Linked DNA regions of Homo sapiens: regions 1 and 3 are each linked to region 2. A link is a loop called in an ENCODE intact Hi-C map of the cell type or tissue named here. Cell type or tissue: IMR-90. All regions are shown on one strand.

Evidence for each region. A loop is a pair of places that touch in the nucleus more often than their neighbours do. Peaks named below come from ENCODE experiments on the same cell type or tissue, not always from the same donor. Only the 100,000 strongest peaks of a DNase experiment are listed, where the experiment ranks them.
Region 1: a loop joins it to region 2, with 2.8 times the contacts of the local background. A loop is called at or near these places in 12 of 110 quality-filtered maps.
Region 3: a loop joins it to region 2, with 2.8 times the contacts of the local background. A loop is called at or near these places in 2 of 110 quality-filtered maps.

What each region holds. Positions count from the first base shown.
Region 1 is chr2:120,692,545-120,700,544 of GRCh38, forward strand. No RefSeq gene overlaps it. Among named protein-coding and RNA genes, the nearest start is that of GLI2, 39 kb to the right of the region's middle. In IMR-90, a CTCF peak has its summit at 3,256 (motif pointing right); a DNase peak (open chromatin) is centred at 3,297.
Region 2 is chr2:120,936,579-120,944,578 of GRCh38, forward strand. The region is part of intron 3 of GLI2 (GLI family zinc finger 2); the gene reads left to right. Among named protein-coding and RNA genes, the nearest start is that of GLI2, 200 kb to the left of the region's middle. RefSeq lists enhancers at 6,574-7,162, 7,163-7,749. In IMR-90, no CTCF peak of the experiment used is centred here; DNase peaks (open chromatin) are centred at 1,233 and 3,243; H3K27ac peaks cover 3,498 bases.
Region 3 is chr2:120,822,567-120,830,566 of GRCh38, forward strand. All of the region lies in intron 2 of GLI2 (GLI family zinc finger 2), which reads left to right. Among named protein-coding and RNA genes, the nearest start is that of GLI2, 91 kb to the left of the region's middle. RefSeq lists enhancers at 740-1,547, 1,548-2,355, 2,356-3,163 and a silencer at 1,036-1,247. In IMR-90, no CTCF peak of the experiment used is centred here; a DNase peak (open chromatin) is centred at 3,435; H3K27ac peaks cover 1,665 bases.

The DNA.
Region 1 (8,000 bases), 240 kb before region 2:
GATCCACTCACCTCAACCTCCCAAAGTGCTGGGATTACAAGTATGAGCCACCGCACCTGGCCTCAGGTTTGTTTTGATGCCTTTTTATGGGGTTCCCAACTGCAGGGATCCCATAGTGGGGCACCCCCTCACCCCTCCTTCTTCTCTGACTGGCCCTCAACTTCCTCCCCACCCCACTCCCAGCTCTAGCACTGACCGGGAAGGGGTGATTGTGTGCAGCCCACCCATCTTAGAGGCTGACTGAGCAGTACAGGCCCACATTTCCCTCCACACCAAGGTCTCAACCTCACAGCGCCCCAAAGCCTTTCTTCCAGCCCTGCTCAGAAGTTAATCACTTAGGCATCTCGCCACAGGCTCTGTGGAGTCATCGAGTTTGAAGTCAGGAAAAATCCCAAAGGTGGCACCTATCAGCTCTCCCAGCAACTCCAGACCTTCTCAGACCCTGGTTTCGGACACTCAGCCAACACCTCTGACTGTGCCTCTGCCCTGGGTCCCACACCCTCTTCCTGGCACCGGCATCCACTCCTGAGTTAATATGCCCATTGCCCAGCTCTGTCTACTAGTGAGGAGCACAGTTAGGTCCCAGTCTTGGATTTTTAAATACCCTTCTCCACTCAAAGAACCAGGCCTCCCTGGAGAAATAGGTGGTTCCAGGTCTGGGCTGGAAGAGACAAGGCAAATCTTGGATGTCTGGTGCCAGAAACAAGGGTGTTATTGAAGACTAATCAGGGCCAGGATAAACAGACATAGGAAGTTGTCTGATGGGTTTCCACTGACTAATGCTGGGGCCATGAGGACATCAGAAACAATACTGATGGAGATGACACATCGATCTGCCTAACATCACCCTAACCAGGGGATGTCACCAGCATCACTGTTAGTCCAACAACCTGGCCTCATGTGCCTCTGAAGCCATGCACCAAGAAGGACCCCACGTTCCCCACATAGGATTTGTGCAGAAAACCTGATTCTAGTCACGAAGGAAAAAGACCCAACAGAGTCAAAGTGAGAGAATGTCTGCGAAACAATTGATCTGCATGCTCTGAAAATGTCAATGACATGAAGATTTCTTTTTTTAAAAAAAGGCTAGAGAATCCTTTTAATTTTTTTTCTTTCCTTTTTTTTTTTTTTTTTTTTTGAGACTGTCTCTCTCCATCACCCAGGTTGGAGTGCAGTGGCACAATCTGGGCTCACTGCAACCACCGCCTCCTAGGTTCAGGTGATTCTCCTGTGTCAGCCTCCCGAGTAGCTGGGACTACAGGTGTGCACCACCATGCCGGCTAATTTTTGTATTTTTAGTAGAGACTGGGTTTCACCATTTTGGTCAGGCTGGTCTCGAACTCCTGGCCTCAGGTGATCCACCCACTTTAGCCTCCCAAAATGCTGAGATTACAGGCATGAGCCACCACGCCCAGCTAAATCCTTCTAAATTAAAAGGGACTAAAGACAAAAAACCATAACCAGCAAATGTAATATGTGATCTTGATCGGATCCCAGCTCAAAAAAAAAAAAAAATCAGCCATCAAAGACATTTAGGCGACAACTCTGAAAATTTGAAAATGGATTCAATATTAGGTATTACTGAACTGTTGGTGACTTTCTTAAGTACAGTAATGGTCTCATGGTTACAGAGGAGAATATCCCTATTCTTAAGAGATGTCTGTTAAAGAGGGTGAAATGTCACCGAGTCAGCAACTTTCAAACTGACCCACACACATAAAAACATGTGTGCATGCGTGTGTGTGTGTATCTACATATATCTGTGTTACATCTATGGAAAAGGTGGAAAGGAACCAAGCATGACAAAATATTAAGAATTGTAGAATCTAAGTGACATAGACCTGTTGTTTCAACTTTTCTGGATGTCTGAAACCGTTCAACATGAGTTTTGGGAAAAGCCCATCCTTCCTGTTTTCTAAGCAGCAGCTCCCAGAAGAGGCAGGAGCATTTGATAATGTCCTCGGTAATGATTTCATTATTGATTTCATTAATAAGACATCCTGGTGGGAAGGTGTTCTCCAGGCTGCCTGGAAAGGGCTTTTGACGCTGACTGGGCTCAGATGGGCAGAGAAGCCATGATCAGCCCCTCTTCCTTGGGCTGTACCAGGGTGTCAGGTTTGAGGATGTTCCTCCAGCATCCCCCCACGCCCACACTCCCACCTGCTCCAGTGGCAGGGGCTCGGGGGGAAGGCCTTCCAGCCAGTACTCTGATTCAGGGCACTGACATCGCACATGGAAGGAGGTGGGGACAGCCTGGAGAGCACATACAAGGCGCCCCTGTCTCCTGCTCCCAACCATGGCTGGTTGCGCTGATGTCCTCACACTGTTCTTCTCACCACCTACTGCCCAAAAGGAATGATCCTACGAGGTAAATCACAGAGACTTGTTGGCTCAGGTCCAAAAGCTGCCAGGTGGCCACCCCAGAACGCCCCAGGCTTATTAGATAGCAGCATTCCAAGCAGGACCCCAAAATGCTCCAGACAGTGCTCCACTGCTGGCGCCTCTTGGAGGGTCATCTGTTTCTCAGAGGAGAGAGTGTCCCATATCACTCCACAATGTGTCCAAGTCCCCTGACTTCTGTTCTAAGGCATAAAGAGCCTAGGACCCATTGGACAGGTTGGGGAGTTGGCAGAACTTCTGTGATCTCGTGGAGAAGCCTCCAAACCTGGCCTCCAAGGAAGGCGGTTGCCTCTCCTAAGGGAGTAAAAAAGTGAGAAGGCCCCCCATGGAAACCCGTCAGCCCCCAGAAGACCTGGGTTTCTTTTCTTTCCTTTTCTTCTTCTTCTTCTTTTTCTTTCTTTTTTTCTTTTTCTTTTTTTTTTTTTTTTTTTGAGACGGAGTCTTGCTCTGTCGCCCAGGCTGGAGTGCAGTGGCGCGATCTCGGCTCACTGCAAGCTCCGTCTCCAGACCCGGGTTTCTTACTCCTTCAGTCCACGTGGCCCCTATCCTTCCCTTCTCTTTCTCCCATCCTCCTGATCTCTGGGCATAGAAAGCCCTCTCGGGAAGAACACCGCAAATCTTCCGGTCCTGCAGCCTCACAGCTGCGTCTACTCCGCTGGGGGGCTCGGGGAAAGAGGAGAGTCCCGGAGGACAATGGAAATAACGAAGTGGGTGGATGGCTAGAGGGTGGAACAGAGTGACAATTCTGGCTCCAGTCCTCAAATTGCTCTGAGCAGGGCATTCAAATTGGATCCCAACTCCAAAAGTGCATTTTAGCAATCCGCCACCAGGTGGAAGAGTCGAATTAAGAATAGAGTCGCTCCACTGCCGTCCTCCGACAGCAATAGTCGGGACCGCAAAAACCGCGGGACGGAGATCTGACCGTAGAGGGAGCAATGCGCTCTCAGCTCAGCGTCATATTTCCTGGAGTATTTTGGCCTTTGCATCCTGCAGCCCTCTTTCTGTACCAAGGGGAATAACCCAGCATTTATTGAGCATCTACAGCATTTCAGACACAGTGCTGGGCCCCGGACAACTATGAGCAAATTCCATTTGCAGCAGCCCCGCAAAACGGCATTTGGAAGCCTATTTTGTGGCAGAGGAAGCCAGGCAGAGTAACGCCCCGCTGCTCAGTGGCAGAGGGGGAATCAGAAGCCAGCCGTCTGCATTCGAAGTCCAAGCTCTGCCCAGCACACTTTGTGCTGCGTCCTAAAAGCACGAAATGGCAGGGACTGCTCGGCTTTCCCCTTCCGTGGTGGCATCAGAAACGCGGCTGCGGCCCAGCGGCAGAAAGCAGCTAGGAGTGCAGAGGGATAAGCTGAAGCCTCTAAGGGAAAACACCCCAAAACGACAGCTAAATGGCACACTGCAAACAACAAGGCTCACGTTGCATGTCATTTCAGCACTTCATTTTATCTCCCCGTGGTCTCACCACCCCCTTGCTTCCTCCCATTTTGTGGAAGAGCAAATTGAGCTCCAGACTGGTTGAGTTTCTTGGGTAAATGCCTGAAATCTCACACTCAGACTCAAGCCTTCAACCCTAGCATCTGATTCGTAGCCTCAGGACTCTTGTTCTACACACTATATTGCTTCCCTTGGCTGCTTACGTCAATGTGGCCATCACTGAGTCCCACTAGAACCTGGTTCCGGGTTAGTGAATTCAGACAGGATGGGTGGCCAGGCAAGGCAAGAGAGATGGGACAGGGGCTGGGGAAGGGAGGGAGGGGCTTCCCAGAAGAACTGGAGAATTTTGAGGGATCTTCAGTTCCAAGCAGCCCCCACTAGGAGAGACTGGTGATTGGCAGGCCTGGATTTTAATTCTGGCAACACCACTTACTAGCTTCTCTTCTCTTTAGTTTTCTTTTTTCTAAGACTTGGGGTGATCATCATGGTAGGTATCTCAAGAGATTTTCTCAGGATCAAATGTAAATAAAATGCATTTAATCACTCACACCAATTAAGATGGCTAACATCAAAAAAGTAGAAAATAACACGAGTTGGCAAGGATGGAAAGAAATTGGAACTGTTGTGCACTGTAGGTGGGAATGTAAAATGGTGCAGTTGCTATGGAAACCATATGGCTATTCCTCAAAATATTAAACATAGAATTACCGTCAGGCATGGTGGCTCACATCTGTAATCTCAACATTTTGGGAGGCCGAGGTGGGTGGATCACTTGAGCCCAGAAATTCGAGACCAGCCTGAGAAATACGGTGAAACCCTGTCTCTACTAAAAGTACAGAAAATTAGTCAAGCATTATGATGCATGCCTGTAGTCCCAGCTACCCAAGAGGCTGAGGTGGGAGGATCACCTGAGCCCAGAAGGCAGAGGCTACAGTGAGCTGTGATGATGCCACTGCACTCCAGCCTGGGCAACAGAGAAGAATCCCGTCTCAAAAAATAAATAAATAAATAAATAAAAATAGAATTACCATAGGATCCAGCAATTGCGCTTCTGAGAATATACCCAAAAGAATTGAAAGCAGAGATAGAAGAGATGTTTGTACACTGAAGTTCATAGCAGCATTATTCACAATAACCAAAAGGTACAGCAACCAAAGTGCCCATCAACGGATGAGTGGATAAATACAATGTGACCTCTCCATACAATGGAATATAATTCAGCCTTGGAAAGAAGGAAATTCTGACACATGCTAGAACATAGACCTTTGAGGCCATTATGCTGAGTGAGATAAGGCAGTCCAAAAGGACATATACTGCTGCATTCCACTTATGTGAGGATCCTAAAGTAGTTAACATCATAGAGACAGAAAGTAGAATGGCAGTTGCTGGGGGCTGGGGAGATGGGGAACTAGGAGTTGCTGTTTAGTGGGTGCAGAGCTTCAGTTTTACAGGATGCAAGAGTTCTGCAGATGGATGGTGGCGACGGTGGCATAACAATGGGAATGTACTTGATGCCATTGAACTGTACAGTTTAAAATAATTAAAATGGGCCGGGCACAGTGGCTCATGCCTGTAAACCTAGCACTTTGGGGAGGCCGAGGTGGGTGGATTACTTGAGGTCAGGCGTTCAAAACCTGCCTGGCCAACATGGTGAGACTCCATCTCTACTAAAAATACAAAAAAATTAGCCGGGTGTGGTGGCGGGCACCTGTGATCCCCACTACTCAGGAGGCTGAGGCAGGAGAATTGCTTGAACCTTGGAGGCAGAGGTTGCAGTGAGCCAAAATCGCACCACTGCACTCCAGCCTGGGCGACAGAGCCAGACTCCATCTCAAAAAAAAAAAAATAAAATGGTAAATTTTATGTTACATATGTTTTAACACAATTTTTAAAAATAAAATAATTTTTCACATTAGGAGTAAACAATAAAAGACTGAAGACGATGTCTTTAGTTAAAAAAAATTTAATGGGGGTGACTTGATTTAGAGCCGTTTGTTCTTCCTTTGTATGATTACAAATTCTTTGAGTGATCTCTACCCCTTGGAGCTTGAATCTGGATAGACTTGTGTGACTAATTTGTCACCCAAATGGTGTGGCAGATATGACACAGAGTGACTTCCAAGCCTGGGTCCATTTGAAAAGTCCATTAGGCTTCTGCTTGTTTGTGGGGTCACTAGCTTTTGTGTCCCTGAGCTGTCAAGGATGAAGTCTAAACACCCCTCAAGGTGGCCGTGCTGGGAAGATGCCCAAGTGTCACAGGTGGCCCATGGGAAGATGCTTGGTTCAGCAGCTCCAGCTCAAGTCCTGGCATGGAGTCTTCCCAGCTGAGGTCCGGACAGCATGGAGCAGAGAGGAGCCATCCTCTGCTGGGCCCTGACCAACAGGTCTGAAGCCCTGACCAATAGAATCTGTGAGCATGTTAAGAGGGTTGCTCCAAGCTGTGAAGTTTCTGGGTAACGCATTATGCAGCATAGTAACTGGAACATGTAGGTGGAAATGGGTGTCCCTTTGAAATATCTCAACAGATAGCACGTTTTCTTTCCCCATTCATGTCTTCTGGACTTACCCCCTCTCTTCTCACTTTCTACAGAGATAGATAAGAAGTAAATTTAAAATCTTTTTTAAGAGTGACCCAGATTGGATTATCAAGAAACATTCTAGAATTCTCTGCTCTGGAAACGTCCTTTGAGTCAGTGCTTGGAAATGAAGTTGGCCTTACTCAACTTAAAAGATGCTTTCTGGGGAAAGTTGTGAGTAGATTCAGGGTTCTATAATTAGAATCTTCTTCTCTCATTGATTCCTGTTCTTGTTTCAGAGCTGTGTTCCGTTCATTTGGCTTTTTCAGGTTATGTTCTGTTGGACAATTACTTCCAGTAGTTTAAACATCCCTTATCCTTCCCTGGAAGCTAGAAATCTCTCTGAGAGGTGAGGTATGTGTGACTTTGCTGCCAGGCCCACAGGGAGTGCCATGATTGTGACTGTGCTGCTCCTGCAAGGGGTCTGGAGGCAGGAGAATTGTGGGCAGGGGCAGGCACAGGGGCTTAACTCCTGCACAGTGGCTGCGTCATCCTGGGCAGGTCACCGAAGCTTGGCTCCTCCTCCTGGTGTGACAAAAGCCAGGAGGTGGCACACATCGGCTCACTCACAGCACTTGACATCTGGTCATTCACTTGGCAGATGTGACTGTTAACACTTAGGCTCCTGATGGGGACAAAGCAGGCCCAAACCTCACCCTTGTCAAGCTTGGGTGCTGGTGGGGCAAGGCAGACAACAGAAATCCATTGAGTAAATAAGTATATTCTAGAGGGATTTGTGGCATGAGACGTGCTATGGGAAAAACAAACCGGAGCAAGGCAGGGGCCCAGGCATCCTGGGGGTGTGGTCACGGCCGACCGCTTACAGAAGGTGATATTTGAGCAAAGACATAAAGGCAGTTGGGAAATTAGCGACTGACAAAGAGTCCTTGCTTAACCAAACTTCAGTCCAGCTCCTGAACCTTCTCTAGGCCCATTAGTGTACTTCTTTGTAAAATCCAGTTTTAGGAAGAACCCTGCTAACCCAGTTTAGCAAGAACCTTCACTTTCAACATATGCTCCCCTTAATATTCAGTAGGTTTCCTCCTCCCCCAGGTGATGTCTGATCACCTCAGCCTGCCTTCATCAAGAATCCTGTTGGCTGGGTTTAGCCAGGATCCCCCTTACCCTTGAACTTGACTCTTAGTAATTTTCTATCTGCTGACCCCACACGGCCCCTTGGCTGTACAGCCCCACTTGCCTGTGCTGCTTTTGGAGTTGAACCCAATCCCTCCCCCACTGCAGGGCTCCGTTACATTGGCCCCTCTACCTCTCTCAGTGGTCCTGAGTAAAGTCTTCCTTACCAAGCTTGAAGAAGTGTTGTTAAATAAATTTTTTCCTTAACACCATGCAGAAATCTGTATATTTCCACTAAAATTTTATTTGTTTGTTTGTTTGTTTATTTTGAGACAGGGTCTTGCTCTGTTGCCCAGACTGGAGTACAATGGTGCAATTATAGCTCACTGCAGGCTCAAACTCCTGGGCTCAAGCCATCCTCCTGCCTCAGCCTCCCAAGTAGCTGAGAGCTGGGACTAGAGGCACACACCATGACACCTGGCCAATTAAAAAAAAATTTTTTAGGAA
Region 2 (8,000 bases):
GAGAGTCTCGCCATGGTTCTCAGGGCTGCAGTGTGTTGTTTCTGTCTGCAGACATGGAAACAGAACAGTAATCAACCCAAAGGAATTAATCACTAACAGTAAAGTTTCAGGCATTGGTGGGGTGGATTGGCCTTTGAGGTGGGGAGTCCTCTTAGACTGCACATGTTCAGACTGTCCACTCGGTGGAAGCTGACGCCACTGCCAGATGCATTCATTTATTCAGCCAAACTCATTGTTGCTGGATTTATTGTATCCCAAGTGCTGTCACTTGAGGCCACTCCTGCCAGCCCGAGTCAAGGTGTTGCTGAGGGAAAATGTGAGCAGTGCCCTGCCCCTGAGGCACTGCTTAAAAAGGTCAGAAATTGCTGCTGCCCTCAAGCCTCTGTCACTGCAGCCAGCACTGATGGTATGTCTGGTGCCCGTCAAAAAGTACGCTGGACATGTCAGGAGCCCCATCCCTCCATCCCCTCCTTCCAAGGACTGCACCTCTGAAATGTACACTTGGCCTGTGCTGCCCAAACAAAGTAGCAAGAGTTCAGAGTTGCTTAACTCAGTGGGGAATGTTCTTAATGCTCGTTCCTCTGAGGACACTCACCCAGGGACCATGTGTGCCAGCCTCATGCCAGGCACTGGGGATACGGGCCCAAGGAGGCACAGTCTTTTTTAATAGAATTTTTATTTGTATAAATTTATGGGGTGCAAGTCCAATTTTGTGACATGCATAGATTTTGTAGCAGTGAAGTCAGGACTTTTAGAGTATCTATCACCTGAATAGTGTGCATTGCACCCACTAATTTCTCAAACTACATGCCCCTTCTACCTCCAGGAGGCACAGTCTTGCTGCCCACATAGACCCCATGATCTGGTTGGGGAGAGGGCAGAAATTGGCCAATGACAGGGTGGTATGCTGGAAGAGGGGGTATGGGAAGCCCAGAGCACCAGGAATACAGGAACAGAAAGCGCTTATCAGCGGGGACGCATGAAGGCCTCCCCCCACGTCCCAGCCTTTCCCCAACCCCACCCACTGGGGGCCCTACCACCTTCTTCAGGTTGCCCTGTTCCAATGAGGGGCCTCCACTTCCAGGCAGACACCAGTGCCACTAAGGAGGGGAATCTTTTCAAAGCACATACTCATGAAGGCTTGGTAAAAATCAGCAGCACACCCACCTCGAAGAAGAGATATATGTGAGCTGCTCAGGATTCTCCAGCTAGTTTTGACAGGCATCCAGGAAAGGAAATTCCACACACCACTTTGGCAGGCTGGGCCAGAGTTTAAGAATCTCACTGTGGAGGAGTTTCTATCCAGCCCGCCGGCCACCCAGGCCCTTTCTCATCACTAAAACCCAGGCCTCCAGTGAAATATAATGAAATCTCTCCCACTAACGAAGGCCGCTCCCCACAAACCCCACTCCCAAGACTGCACATCTTATCTCCTATTTCCTTATTCCCGCCCATGGCTTTAAACCCTTGACTTTCTGGAAGATTTGGTTCAGCAGTGCTCAGCCCATGGCAGCTTCTATTACAGACAAAGTCCCCCTGTACTCGGAGGTCAGTGGTGCAGTTCACCTGGAGAGGGCCTAAGCAGGACCGACTCCCCCAGGGCCTCCTCCCCGGACCCAGACACATTCCTGGTTCCACTGCACAGAAGGAGTAAACCCAAGGCTTCCAACAGGCCCCACACCTCACTCCTCCCCTCCCTACCCTGCTCCACCAATGTCTTCACTTTGCTAGGAAAAACGTCTCCCTGATAATCCCCTTATCTTTTATGCTTTTTGGGTTTTCTGTTTGCAAAAACTGATAACCTTCTTATTCTGCTCCCAGGGGAAAACTGATAAAGGGTGAGTGCATGAATCAACTGTTGTGGACCACGTGGCTAGATTGCAACCAAGTCCATCTGTATTGCCTCCTTTGTAGGCACAATTTTATAACTTAATTTCCCTACCAAAACATCAGTGTTTACTTAGTAAGAAATCTGCTCTTTGTCAACTGAAAACGGTGATTTCTTTATTACAGCTCTGCATAGGGAGTGACAGCTGAAAGCTGGCCAGGTCTGGTGTGGTGTCCGGGTCTTTGATGGGAACGGGGTGAGTGCAGGTCGCATATATGGGATGCGTGTTTGCTGCAGACGGGGCTAGGGCTGGCCTGGAGGGAGCCTGGACAACAGATAGATGTTGTGGCCAAGAGGGCCCATGGAGTGATCATGTAGACGACTGAGCCTCAGATGATTTCCAGCAGTCACACACATTCACCACCACCACCAGCCCTGAGTTCCCCACCAGCGCCAGCCCTGTAGCCGTCCTGCTCCCGGAATCCCTATCCACTCAGCCAACTTAAACCAGAGACTACTTCTACCCAGCCATCCTTTTAAAAAAAAAATTGGTCTTATTGATTATTGAAAACATGCAAAAGAACAACAAAAGTGGCCAGGTGTGGTGGCTTACGCCTATAATCCCAGCACTTTGGGAGGCCGAGGCAGGGGGATCACCTGAGGTCGGAAGTTCGAGACCAGCCTGGCCAACATGGCGAAACCCCGTCTCTACTAAAAATACAAAAATTAGCCAGGCGTGGTGGTGGGCACCTGTAATCCCAGCTACTGGGGAGGCTGAGGCAGAAGAATCACTTGAACCTAGGAGGCGGAAGTTGCAGTGAGCTGAGATGGCGCCATTGCACTCCAGCCTGGGCAAGAGCGAAACTCCATCTCAGAAAAAAAAAAAGAACAACAAAAGCATGTTTAAGATATCTGAGTAATTATGACATATACACCCTTATCCCCTGCTCACTCTAAGGACTGAGGACATGCCAGCACCTTTGAGGTCCCGTGTGCTCCCCAATCTCCTGCCTCAGGTCCTCCCCATCCCACCATTCTTTGGGATTCAGAGTTTATCACCCCTCACATCTTATGACGGTTTTACCTTGTGTCTGACTCCCCTAACAATGTATTAATTCGTTTTGCTTTGTCATGCTTTATATACATGGAATCATTGCAGAGGTATTCTTCGGGAACTTGCTTTCATACTCCACGTTCTTCCGAAGATTTTCCTGCTAATGTGTAGGGCTCTTCATTCATTTGGGCTGCTCCGAAGCAGTCTATGTTGACTGGCATTTGGGATGTGTCTGTTTTTGCTAATTTGAACATGACTGCAGAAACACTTTTATACCATCCTCTGGGCCCCAAGTGCGGGGTTATTTAAGGTAAATGCATGTCTGGGAATGGAAATGCTGAGTCACAGTGGATTCATGTTCTCACCCTCCTAGACATTGCCAGACTTCGCCCGCTGGTTTTGCTAACACTCACTCCCACCAGCAGAGTTTGAGAGCTGGCCTTGCCCTGTATCCTTGTGATATCCTTGCCCCATCACTTTGGAGGTGATGGCCTCTACATTTTAATTTTTGCCAAAATGGCTCTTTTCTGTGATTCTAATTTTCTGTTTCCCTTATTGCTAATGAACCTTGAGTGTTCTTTCACATGCTTATGGGCCACTAATGTTTCCTTCTTGGGAAATGTCTGTTGGGCTATTTTGCCCATTTTTCTATGAGGTCGTCTTTTTCCCATTATTTGAATAAGTATTTTGCACACTAAGGTTACTCATTATGTGGTTAGCAACATGTGTTGTGAATATCCTCTCCCAGTTCGTGCCTGGTCTCTTCACTGCCTTGATGGCAGGTTTGGGTGAAGAGAAGTTCCCATTGTAAAATAGCTCAGGTAGGTTACCGACATTTCTACTATGTTTTTCCCTGCATGTTCTCCTCCCACCCAGATGTCTGGTCAGACCTTCAGCCTCTGGACTATAGTGGTTGTTCCCCAATACAACATGTCCTTATTCAGCTATTCTCCCATCTCAGAACACCAGGCCTATACTACTCACCACCTCCATTCCATTCTCTTATAAGAGTCTGGGCACAGTTCAGATGCCACCTCCTGCAGGAAGCCCTCTCAGATTGCACCAACAGAGTGGGTGAATTATTTTCCTCCCACCCCTCTTCCTGCTCCAGCACCTTGTATACTGTTAGAAGGCTATAGTCAGTGTCCATTCTCTCTCTGTGACCCCAGAGGTCCTGGCATGGTGATTCGGCCAAAGCACCAGTGTGAACTATGGGATTGAGGGCCTGTGATTTCCTGAGCTCGTAACTGGTCTTGGGAATGCCTGCCAAGCAGCAGCACCCTGTCTTACCATCACCATGGCTTCATGGGCACTCAGGGGGTCTGCTGAGATCTGTGCACTTGTGGATTCAGAGTAGACCTTGGGAATGTGGGGCATAGCACTTGTCAGTCAGGTTTGCAGCCACCTGCCCCCTCACTACCTGGGTGCATGCGGGGCCCTGGCCGGGTCTGTCTCAGAACCCCAGCTCCCCACACCTGCTCCCTCACTACCTGGGTGCATGTGGGGCCCTGGCCAAGTCGGCCTCAGACCCCCAGCTCCCCACCATCAGTGCCATCAGAGGCCCATGCTCAGTAAACATCAGCTGATCCGGGGGAGTGACGTGTGGACGCAGACACAGATCAGCAATGAATGTCTGCAAACTGCGGCCTCAGCTCCCGTACACAGAGCCTCCCCATGAGGACAGACTGCCACCAGACACACAGGAGAGTGCAGATTGATAAAAGACATGGACTGCGCTTCAGTTTGAGGAAGGGACAGTTCTCCATTGTTTTCCAAAAGAATTTGCTGTATGGCTCTTAAAAAATGCAAATCCCCTTAGTACATTTTGGAAAGGACTTGATTTCTAGAACTTTTTAAAACAAATGTATGGGAAACATGGTAAGCAAGCTTGCCAGTGTACAGTTTCACCTACAAAACCAAACAACAAAACTCAAACCAACAAACGAAAACCCTGGGGAGGAGATTGAATTCCATCCAGAGGAGCGTTCTGGAGCTCTGTTTCTATTTGTCGGTAGAGCCGAGGGTGGCAGGAGCTGGCCTTGCTCTCCAGGGAGGCCCTGGGAGAGCAGACACATGCACGCCCTGTCCTGGCAGTAAGAAGTTCCAGTTTGGGGAGGAAGAGATGCAGGGCAAGCTTTGGGGACTCCAGCTTCCTTTCCAGCAGGTCAGTGGGCCCAGAGGACGCCTGCCCAGCATTTCTGAGGAAGTGGGCACCTGGTCCTGAGCAGCTCCGCAACAGCAAAAAGGTCCCAGTGTCTCCACTCTGGAGCTCCGTGGACCCACCCATGGCCCTGTGATCCTGGTGGGTGGTAGGCATCTTGGCCCAAAGGCAGGGCTGGTGTACACAAGCCAGCGGTTCCGAGGCAGGAGGAAATGGCATGCTGGGGCTGTGTGCTGGGTGGATTCTGGCTATGGGGAGTCAGTGACCATGAAATCCAGGCGGCAGGGGGGAAAGCCCGCTCCACAGCCCTGTGCACATGGGGATGGGAACGCAGGACTCAGACACCTTCCTCCACCCAGCACAGGAGTTCCCCTACCCTGCCAGCCTGCCTCAAAGGGAGCATCTACTGGAACCTGGTTATTCCGAGCAATAAATAGGAGCCCTGCTAAGAGTTTAGTCTCAGAAGAACGATGGCACTAGTGACGGTGATGTCTGCCACCTCCCTAGGGCCAACTCTAGGCCAATGCAACATGCTTTCCATGACGAGTTCATTTCCTGGGGCTGCTGTAACACGGTACCACGAACTCAGTGGCTTCAAACAATAGAAATATGTTCTCTCGGTTTCAGAGGTCAGAAGTCCAAAATCAGTATCACTGGAACAAGATCGAGGTGTCACCAGGGCTGTGCACCCTCAGAGACCCCCAGGGGAGACTCTGTCCTTGCCTTTCCCAGCTTCTGGTGCTGCCAACTTTCCTTGGCTCCTGGCCATTTCCCTGTAGTCTCTGTCTCCCTGTCGCATGGCCATCTCATCTTCTGTGTCTCAGATCTTACTCTGCTGTCTAAAGACCCCATGATGGCATGTAGGGCCCACTCAGGTAACCCATAATCTCCTCATCTCCAAATCCTTGTCTTAATCACATCTGTCAAATCCCTTTTCCCAGTAAGTTCTTGTTCACAGGTTCCGGGGATAGAACATGGACATATCTCTGGGAGATCTCATGAGCCCCCCACGTGCCTTCCCTCTGCTCCTCACAACAGATTTGTAAGATCACTGTCGTAACTGTTCAGAGACGGCACATACGTGCTCCCAGGCAGGAGTGAGCTGAGGTGAGCCGGGACCCATGTCTTCTGCAGTAGTGTCTGTGCTCTTCCCTGGACACGCTCCCTGCTTTATTCATTCATTCATTCACTCATTCGTTCACGCCCTCACTCATTCATTCATTCATTCGTTCACGCCCTCTTTCATTCATTCATTCATTCATTCATTCACTCATTCGTTCACACCCTCACTCACTCATTCATTCATTCGTTCACACCCTCACTCACTCATTCATTCATTCGTTCACGCCCTCACTCACTCATTCATTCATTCATTCATTCAGCACACACGTATTTGAGCATGCTGTATGTCCCTGGCATGTGCGGAGCCAGGTGCAGGGCCAGCGTATGAACAGAAACGGATACAGGAGACAGGAGGCCTGTGAGCTCACAGCTGAGGATATCTGGTCATCAGCTGAGATGGACGTGCTCAGGTCAGAGGAAGGAGCCACCTAACACAGAAGCACCGTAGGAGGATCCTGACCTTGACCTGGGGCTAGGGGGCACCTTGGGTGAGAGGTCCCTGAGCTGGCACCTCTGGGAGGAGAACAGGAGTTAACTGGGGGAAGGGATGAAGAGGGGAAGGGCATGACTGGAGGTGCAGACATCAAAGGGCAAAGCTGTGAGAGGCAAGCATGGCCAAGGACCAGAGAGTGGCATACAGGACACAGAGGGGAGAGGCAGGCCCTGGCCACATGGGATTGTGGCCCCTCGCCTGCTGCCACTGAGGTCATAAGTCACCCTGAGAAGCAGGCAGGTGGTGAGATTTGTAGGCTCATATCCCCAAGTGACTGGGCCTCCTTTTCTCTTCATCAGCAACAGCTGTTGGACCAGTCTGGGGGCATCCGGGTGCCTGTGTTCCCACCCGCTGCTGCCGCTGGCCTCACTGTGGCCATGCCCCTGGTGCTTTGGGACTCAGCAGTGCTGTCTGTTAAATGGGACATGAAGGAGCTGTTCCTGCCTGTGTCTGGCCCCAGCCACCAGCACAGATCTTGGAGCAAAGCCATCTCTGGCATGCCAAGGGTGGGCTTCTCCTCTGACTCCAACCCCCGAGTGGGACAGCCCGCCCTGATGGCTGGTGCTGAGTCTGGGTGAGTCAGCAGCCCTCAGCTCCACATTGTTCAGCTTCTCCAAGCAGGCACCGAGGCTGGGGTGTGGGGGCCCCAATCCCTGCACTTCCTTCCCTTTCTCTCACACCTTAAGGAACATGCCGGTTCTTGCCCCCACACCTTGGCTCAGGCGGTGCTCAGGCCAGATGCCCTCCTTTCTCCTCCCCAGCCCTCAAAGTCTTACTTGTTTCTCAGGCAGAAGCTACACACCGTCCAGGTACACATCCCCCATCATTCTCACTCCCAGGGACAGCACCCACTCCGAGGGTCTGGCATGCTCGCTTAGGCCCAGCCAGCTGCATGCTGAGTTACACATGGCTGTGCAGAGTGCTCATTACCTTGACCTTTTATCTCCCACCAAAAATCTCATGGCAGCAGATGGGGAAGGGTCCTGGGATTTGATGCCGAAAGGTGTGGCCTGGGTCTGCTGCACTCTCTGAGCTGCTTCCATTTGCTCATCTGCTAGATGAGCGGGGTGAGCACTAATTGAGCACCTACTAAGTGCCTGGTGCTACACTGCATGCTTTCCATGCTTGGCTCATCCTACCTCACAGCTGCCCCACCTGCAGGCAAGGGATCCTGAGGCTCAGGGCACATAGCACTGAGGCTGCAACAGCACCAAAGCCATGATTCAGACCTAGATCTGTGACTTCAGAGTCCAGATTCTGCTTATCAGTGGGGGTGGCCCCCTCAGTCTGCACTGCCCCAGAGTCACCTTGGGGATCAGCTGAAATTAGGCCTGCCAGGGGA
Region 3 (8,000 bases), 110 kb before region 2:
TATTTTTCTGATTATTAAAGTGATTGAAAATGTGATGACTGTGGAAAAGCCCAATGAACATATCATTATGTTCTTCCCTGATTCCACCTCCCAAGGATGACCCTCACTCACATGTTAGTATGTTTCTTTCCAGTTCTTTCTTTCCATGCCATACTTCCCTTCCAATGGAAGGTTCAATTAAGGACGTTAAAATACAACAACAAAACACACAAAAGTAACTCCCTGGGCTTTTGAAATTCAAAGCTTCAGAGGAAATGGTACGAATGCAACCCAAATGGCAAATTTCCCATCTGATTTTATTTTCAGTACACTCTGAACCCATCTTCTGCCCCTTACCCTAGCTCTTCCTCAGGCAACCTTGAGTTTCCTTCTCTAAGGGGAATCTTGCAGGAGTGGTCTAGGACTGGGAGGCTGAGGGGGCATTGGAGGAGACACCTGGACAGGTGTGCACAGAGGTGGATGTGAGAGGTGGATGAAGGACATCCCAACAGGGAACCTGCTCCCACCCCCTGCACCCCCCGCCACCCGGCTGTGTGTTTCCCAGGCGAGGCTGTGTTTGACATGCAGCGGCCGCACACCGTCTTTGGTATGCCGTTTGGTCCCGGACTTAATGAGTTCTGCAGGGACGCTCCACTGTAGCTAAAGATCATTTACCTGAATTGCTTTTTAATTTCTGCCGTGGGAAGCTGCCCCCGGTGTGATATAATTACATTATAATTTACAGCAATCCCAAATCTATAAATTTAGCCATACAGTGGGGGGAAGGGACTGGAGTTGTGTGTGGGGCTGGGGGAGAAATCCCCCCCATCATTAAGTAAACCCACATTTCTGGGTGCAGGTTCCAGTCCCTGGGCAGGTGTGGAGGAGGCAGAGAGGGACATCACTCGCCCAGTACACGCTGAAGTGTGCTTTAACACCACAGAGCATTCGGGCTGGAGCTGCTAGTGGGAGAGGATGAGAGAGTGATGTGACATTCTTTCTGATCTGCCCTCTTATAGCATTTTTGCTGTGGGATGTGGGGAGCACACAGAAGTGGGTAGCCTGGGGACATCTATGGAATGCCTAGCATTGGAAGGCAGGGATCGGAATCCTTCCCTGATTCTCTTATGGGAAGATCTCCCGGCTGTGGGCTGTGGAGAGGAGAGCTGGGCCTCAGGGTGGAGTCCCGGGGATGTCTCTGGGCAGATGGAGCCACTCCCTGGGAGCTTGTGGCATGTGCGGAAGTGAAGCCGTGTGGGATTCCGATAGGCCTAGGCGAAGGCGCAGTACCATGCAGGCCAAGGGAGGGGTTTCCTTTCTGCACCCACAAAAGGGTTCACATTCCTGGTGGCCCTGCCATTCCACGTCACTGTGTAATTTGCCGTATTCCTGTAAAACCATGCATGGACCAAAATTATTCATATTTTATGGGCATAAAGGCAGTTCATTAATTAATGGAATTCTATGGTGAATTAACTTTATTTAACAAAGAAAGAACCAGGTTTTTCTGATTCGTCTGCTCTGGAGATCTAAACGTTCATATCTTGGGGGGATTCCGTTGGGATGACTTTGTAGCAGTGGGAGGCAGTATAGCAGCTAAAGCACCAGTGGAACCCAGGTTCGGAGAAGCTAAGTCACTTACCCCACATCACGTAGCTGGTGGAGGAGAAAAAGACCCTGTGAAGGCTGTTGGATGGGGAAGGTAAGTAGGGGGATAGAGAGGGAGGAAGAGGGAGGCAGCAACAAATTTACTCGCTGTGTTGACCTTGACTGTTACGAGTTTGCCCCTTGGCCAGGGGGACTGTGTGGAGTGGTGCTCTGGCAGCAGCCTTCCCCCTTACAGGGGTGTGGGCCCCCACCCTGATACAGGTGATTGTCCCTCGCCACCCCGGGAAGCTGCTGATCCTCAGGCCCACCCTCTGAGCTTTGGCTCTTACGTTCACGAGCGCTGGGGCTCAGAGATGGCAGAATGGCGGCTCCAGAGTGTCCCTCCAGGTGCTTGTCATTAGCCACTGCCCCCTGCTCCATCTCTGGCTGTAAGCCCCTTTGGGCCCCCTTTGGGTCTACACCAGCACCTGTCAAACTGACTCTGAGGAGGTCAGAGAGGGCAAGTCATTTACCCCAAATGACACAGCTGGTCTTTGAGGATGTAAGCCTGTCCTGAGGGCCTTGCTTTGAGATAAGGTGTCCCACAGCCTGATGTTCCAACCAAGTGGGACATGAGGACCTGAACTCCCTTGTCAGTGACACACCTGACAAAGGATGTCCCCATGGCATTTCTTTGTTGTTGTTGTTGTTGTTTTGTCTTGAGACAGGTTATCGCTCAGTTGCTCAGGCTGGAGTGCGGTGACACAATCGTGGCCCACTGTAGCCTCGACCACCCGGGCTCAAGCAATCCTCCCACCTCACCCTCCCAAGTAGCTGGGACTACAGGTGCCTGCCATCACACCTGGCTTATTTTTGTATTTTTTATAGAGACAGGGTTTCAACTTGTTGCCCAGGCTGGTCTCGAACTCCTGACCTCAAGTGGTCCCCTTCCCAAAGTGCTGGGATTACAGGTGTGAGCCATTGTGCCTGGCCCCCATGATATTTCTTATAGCCATTGGTACTGCCATGATTTGGGAGTTTTGGGAGAATTGAAGCAAGTACTTAGAATCTGAAAGAATGCATTTCCTGTTTAAGGAGCCCATTTATCACTCAGGTTTTACAAATACATGATAAAGCCCAAGGAAGGCCTGGCCCTGTCCACCTGTGCAGCCACTCACTGCCCTCACATTAAAACAACCTCACCTGGCTGTGAGTGTGTGCTTGGCTGTGAGGAGTGTGCAACTGGCTGTGAATGCGCCTGGCTGTGAGTGTGTGCTGGACTGTGTGCGCCTAGCTGTGAGTGCACCTGGCTATAAGGAGTGTGCTCCTGGCTGTGAGTGTGCATCTGGCTGTGAGTGTGACCTGGCTGTGGGTGTGCACCTGACTGTGAGTGTGTGCCTAGCTGTAAGGAGTGTGCTCCTGGCTGTGAGTGTGCTCCTGGCTGTGGGTGTGCACCTGGCTGTGAGTGTGTGCTGGACTGTAAGCATGCACCTGACTGTGAGCGTGCACCGGACTGTGAGTGTGCACCTGGCTGTAAGCTCCTTCTGCCCAGATGCCTGTCCTTTGCCTGCTCCTTCCAGGAAAGCTGCCTTGATGACAGCCCTCCCTCCATGTCCCCCTCCTGGTGCTTCCTGCAGACATCAGATCCCTGTGGGTGTCTTCTGACAAGTCTTACCCCTGCCCCTAGGGCTAAGCCCCAAGGCCAGGAGATGTTTGGATAATCTGGCCAGGGATCACAGGAGCGCTCCTTCCTGTGGCTGCTGGTTCGCAGATGGCCTTGCACAAGCCTTGGCTGCTCAGAGCTTTGCACTCCAGCTGTGGCCCAGCAGTGTCCCAGGGAGGGATAGGATGCTGGGTGAGAACACCACAGGCCCTTACTGCTGGGCACGATGGGAGGCTGCCTGGTGACGGCCGCCTTTGTTATGACAGAGCAGAGCGTTGGGCCGTGGCCAGGCTCTGTCCAGAGACAGCTGCGAGGCTTCCAACCCGGCTGGGTGGGGTGGGAGGGAGCTGTGGCTGGCATGCATCTGCATGCACCCAACTTAGCAAGTTCAGCATGGAGGAGAGAGGGAGAGAGGGGAGAAGCTGAGACAGAGAGGGGCTGAGTGCATGCAGCTGAAGCAGTGCCCTCGTCCCAGTCTGAATGTGCCAGAGCCAGGTTGGGCGTGAGGGTCTGCCGTCCTGTTTACATTTACTCGTGCCTCCTGTACTGCAGGCTCCAGAGCTGGAGTTTTTATTCAGCTTCTGATGTTTATATACACAGTTTTCATGCACAGGCCCAGAACCCAGCCAGCCCCCTCCCTCTGCTGCTGTTCGATCTGGGAGGCAGTGTGCGTCTCCACACAGAGGAGACCGCTGGACTGCACTCTGGAGGAAGTGGGGTCCCCTCCGTGTGGGACCTTGCTTGAGGTGGGCAGAGGTGCTTTGGAGTGGTGGAGATTTTTATCTCATGTATGGTCTTTCGTGTCTAATCTTGGCAAAAGATGGGATTCCCTGCATTGCCGTTTTACAGATTAGGGACCTGAGTTTCAGAGAGCATGTACTCTGCGTCACACAGGTTGGGGAAGTGGCTTTGAACCCAGGCCCATGGGATTCCAATGCCTATGGCCTCTTGACCCCAGGCCTTTCGGGAATGATTTGAGAAGCAGGCAGTTCAGTCCCTCTGTACCTGCGGTCCCCAGTGACAGCTCAGAGCCCGTTTCAGATCCGCCTGGGCAACCTGCCCGGCTCCCGCTTCCTCTGTCTCCCCTTCAAATGCTGGCACATTCTCCATAGTGACTTCCCAGCCTGCCACATCTCCCCACACCCCAGCCACGCATAACCACTGGCGGCTCCCGGGACAAGTGGGGCTCCCACCATTTCGCTTTCACTGTGTGGTGACTCCCATGGGTCCATGAGGGACTGCTGTGTCCCCAGCTCCTAGAACAGGGCCTGGCACTGCCCATGCCAGTGGTTTGTTGACTAAATCCGTGACCGGATGAGTGCTTCAGGGACCTCTAGGCTTCCCTCAGAGCCAGCCCAGAAACACAAACATATGACTATGTTGCCCAGACCCGTGGCTGTCTTCTTTCAGGACAGCGGAGTTGGCACAGCCAAACCCGAGTGTCTGCTGATATGCTTCTTGCTAAGTGGTGAGCCCGGCGTCTCTAAGTAGTGCCTCTGCCTGTGAGCGGGTGATGAAGAGTCAGTGGGGATTCATACCCATACTGTGTGAATAGGATGGCTACTATTAAGAAAAACACTCAGAAAACAGAACAGGTGCTGGTGAGGATGTGGAGAAGTTGGCCTCCTTGTGCACTGCTGGTGGGAATGTGAAATAGTGCAGCCACTTTGGAAGACAGTATGGGAGTTCCTTGGAAAATGAAACAGAATTACCTTACAATCCAGCAATTCTCCTTTTGGATTTAGACTCAGAAAAGTTGAAAGTAGGGTCCTGAAGAGATATTTGCACACCCATGTTCATAGCAGCCTTATTCACAATAGCCAAAAAGTGGAAGCTACCCAAGGGTCCATTGATGGATGAATGAATAAACAAAATGTGGTGCGTGATACAGAGGGCTGTTATGCAGCCTTAAAAAGGAAGGACATTCGGACACAGCACAGATGAACCTTGAGAACGTTATGCTAAGTGAAATAAGTCAGTCACAAAAGGACATATACTGTTTTATTCCACTTATACGCGGTCCCTAGAGTCGTCAGAATCGTAGAGACAGAAAGCAGAGTTGTGATTGCCAGGGGCCGGAGGGAGGAAGGAGTGAGGAGTTCATGTTGAATGGGTGCAGAATTTCAATTTGGGAAGATGAAAAAGCTCTGGAGATGGATGGTCGTGATGGTTGCGGAACAACGTGAATGTACTCAATGCCTCTGAATTGTACACTTAAAAGGCATGGAAATGGTACATTTTATGTTTTGTATATTTTCCTGCAAGTTTAGAAAATGAAATTATTGAAGAGAGCCTGAGGAGCAGGTCTAAACACCCATGGACTTCTAAAGCTTCCGTGAACCTTGGGTCCTCCTGGTTCCTCCACCATCGATGACCAGTGTGTCACCCCCTGGTTCAGTGCCCTCTTTATGCATGAGAGCAGCTTGCTGGGCCAAGGCCCCCGGGCCAGGTGGCTTCTCTGAGGAAACGTTCGTTAGTTCTCCCCGCTCTCTCACCAGAGAAAGCACCTGTGAGGCCAGCCTCTTGTCTGAGCCCCTGCCCGGAGACTCCGAGGACATTCGAGCTCTCAACCCCAGACAGACGCTGAGGGTGGAACCTGTGGAAAATATGTTGGTTTTAGAAATTTAAACCTGATTTTTTTCTCCTCTGTGAAAAGAATCAAAATCCAGCATAAGCTTATTACAGGCGGACTGAGGTTATTTTGGGAAGTAGCAATTAAAGGTTTTATATTTTTCCTCTCCCTTTTGCCCTTGCAGCTTGCACAGGTCTGTGAAGCTATTAAACCTTCACCCAACCCACAGCCCGGAGGAATCTGCCCTGCCCCGTTTCTCCTCCAGTTCAGTGCCTTGGGAAAGAAAAGAAAGTTAAATTCGTATTAATTACAGCCAAATCCGCTCAGTAAGCACTTGCTGAATATGCTTGAGGATGAGGTTTAAAGCTCTCCTCCAAACAAAACGGTAAAATGAAAGGAATAATTTATTTGGTCAGACACTATAATTTGCCACGTCATTCCATTTCTCTTGTTACTAAAATGGATTCTCTGCTGAGGCCGTGACTTCCAACTCCAAAAAAAAAAAAAAAAGATCATCCACAGCCACTATTCCTCACAATTTCTCTGAAAGGTCCTCCTTGCCCCACCACGCTGAAGCTAGGCCCAGGGCTCTTGGAAGAAACACACAGCACTTGCTCCTGCACACTGACACACTCTGTCACCCAAAATGACATGCTGTCACTCATACTCACACACCACATGCTCACAGTCACACACGTACGCATGCATGCACACAGGGACAGCCACGCACCTGCACCCATGCACGCACTCACTGTCACACACACCATCACCACGTGCACACCCAGCACCCACACGCACCCTTCATACACTTATACACACATGCACACATTCGCATGCACACGCCTGCACTCACACAGTCACAGATACACAGGGACACAGAGCCCCAGGGGCAGTATGCCTCAGAGCATGTTAGTACTTCCATAAACGATCTCTTTCCACATCATTTACAGAGTGGGCGCATTGTGAGTGTCTTAAGTTTCTGACCAGGGTTAATGTCTTTCTGAGGCTGACTTAGCTCAAAGGCAGTGTCATGATTAAGATCTCAGGCCCAGGAGTTGGACAGTGCTAGGGCTGAGCCCCAGCCCAGCCACTTAACAGCTGTGTGACATTCGTCAAGTAGAAGGAGTTCCCCCAGCCTTAGCTTCCCATCTCTAGGTGGTGATAATGAAGAGTTGACCTCATAGGGTACATCTGAGGAATAAACCAAGGCTGGGCCTAACAGCTGTTTCCCAGGAGGTTCTCATCTGAGTTGGCTGATATCGTCATTATTATCACCAATCCGTAATGCTGGTGTCCCATCCGTTCTCCAAGTGCTGACTTGGCTGTAGCTGTGGGCCCGGGCCTGGGAGAAGGGGACTGTGTCCACCAGGGTGGCTGCAGGAGGGCCTATGTGGGCCTTGAGATCCTGCTTCCTGGCCAGGACCCATTCCTTCATGGGGCACCTTCCCCAGTTCTCAGGGCTGGGGGCACTCAGAGGGAAGTGCAGGGCTGAGTTCATGTAAGTTCTGCAAGCAAGTTCTGGTCCCTTTGAGTCAGCACTGTGCTAGGCATTCAGAGGGGAGGGGGCGCATGTTTTGCTAAGGGCAGGTGTGCCTGCGTGTGTGTGTGTGTATATATGTGCACGTGTGTGTAAAGTTTCCTTAGAAGAGGTGGCTTTTGAGCAGAAGCGCCTTGGGTGAAAAGTGTAGCAGGCTTGGAAGTCAGAGTGTGCTGCTGAGTGAGTGGGAGTCTGGTGGAGGTGGTCTTTCTAACCGGCCACAAGACCCTGGGCCCGCTCTGCCCCTCCGTCTGAGTACCTGCCATCCCAGGGGGTGAGTGCTGGCTGGGCTCCTGGTGCAGCCACCTGCACCGTGCAGTGCCATCACCGGGTCGTGTCTTGAGCCCCTCCTTGCCCTCCTGTTTGTTTAAGTGGCCTTGGCCTAGCTCCCTCTGCCCTCTGAGGGTCTCACTGTGCCCTAGCCCTGTGGGCATAGTGCCTGGCACATAGGGGGCCCTCAGTCTAGGGCACAGGGTGAGTAGAGGAGGAGGTTGGCCCTGCTGGGGCAGCATGCTTGCCAAGCCTGTGTGTGTGTGGGTTTTTGTTCATGCTTCTGCTGGTGTGTACGGAGAAGTGGGCCCAGACACACACAGACATACACGGATGCCCACCAGGCCCCACGTCCATCCATGGGAAGGGCAGCACATGCTGGTAATGTGTTC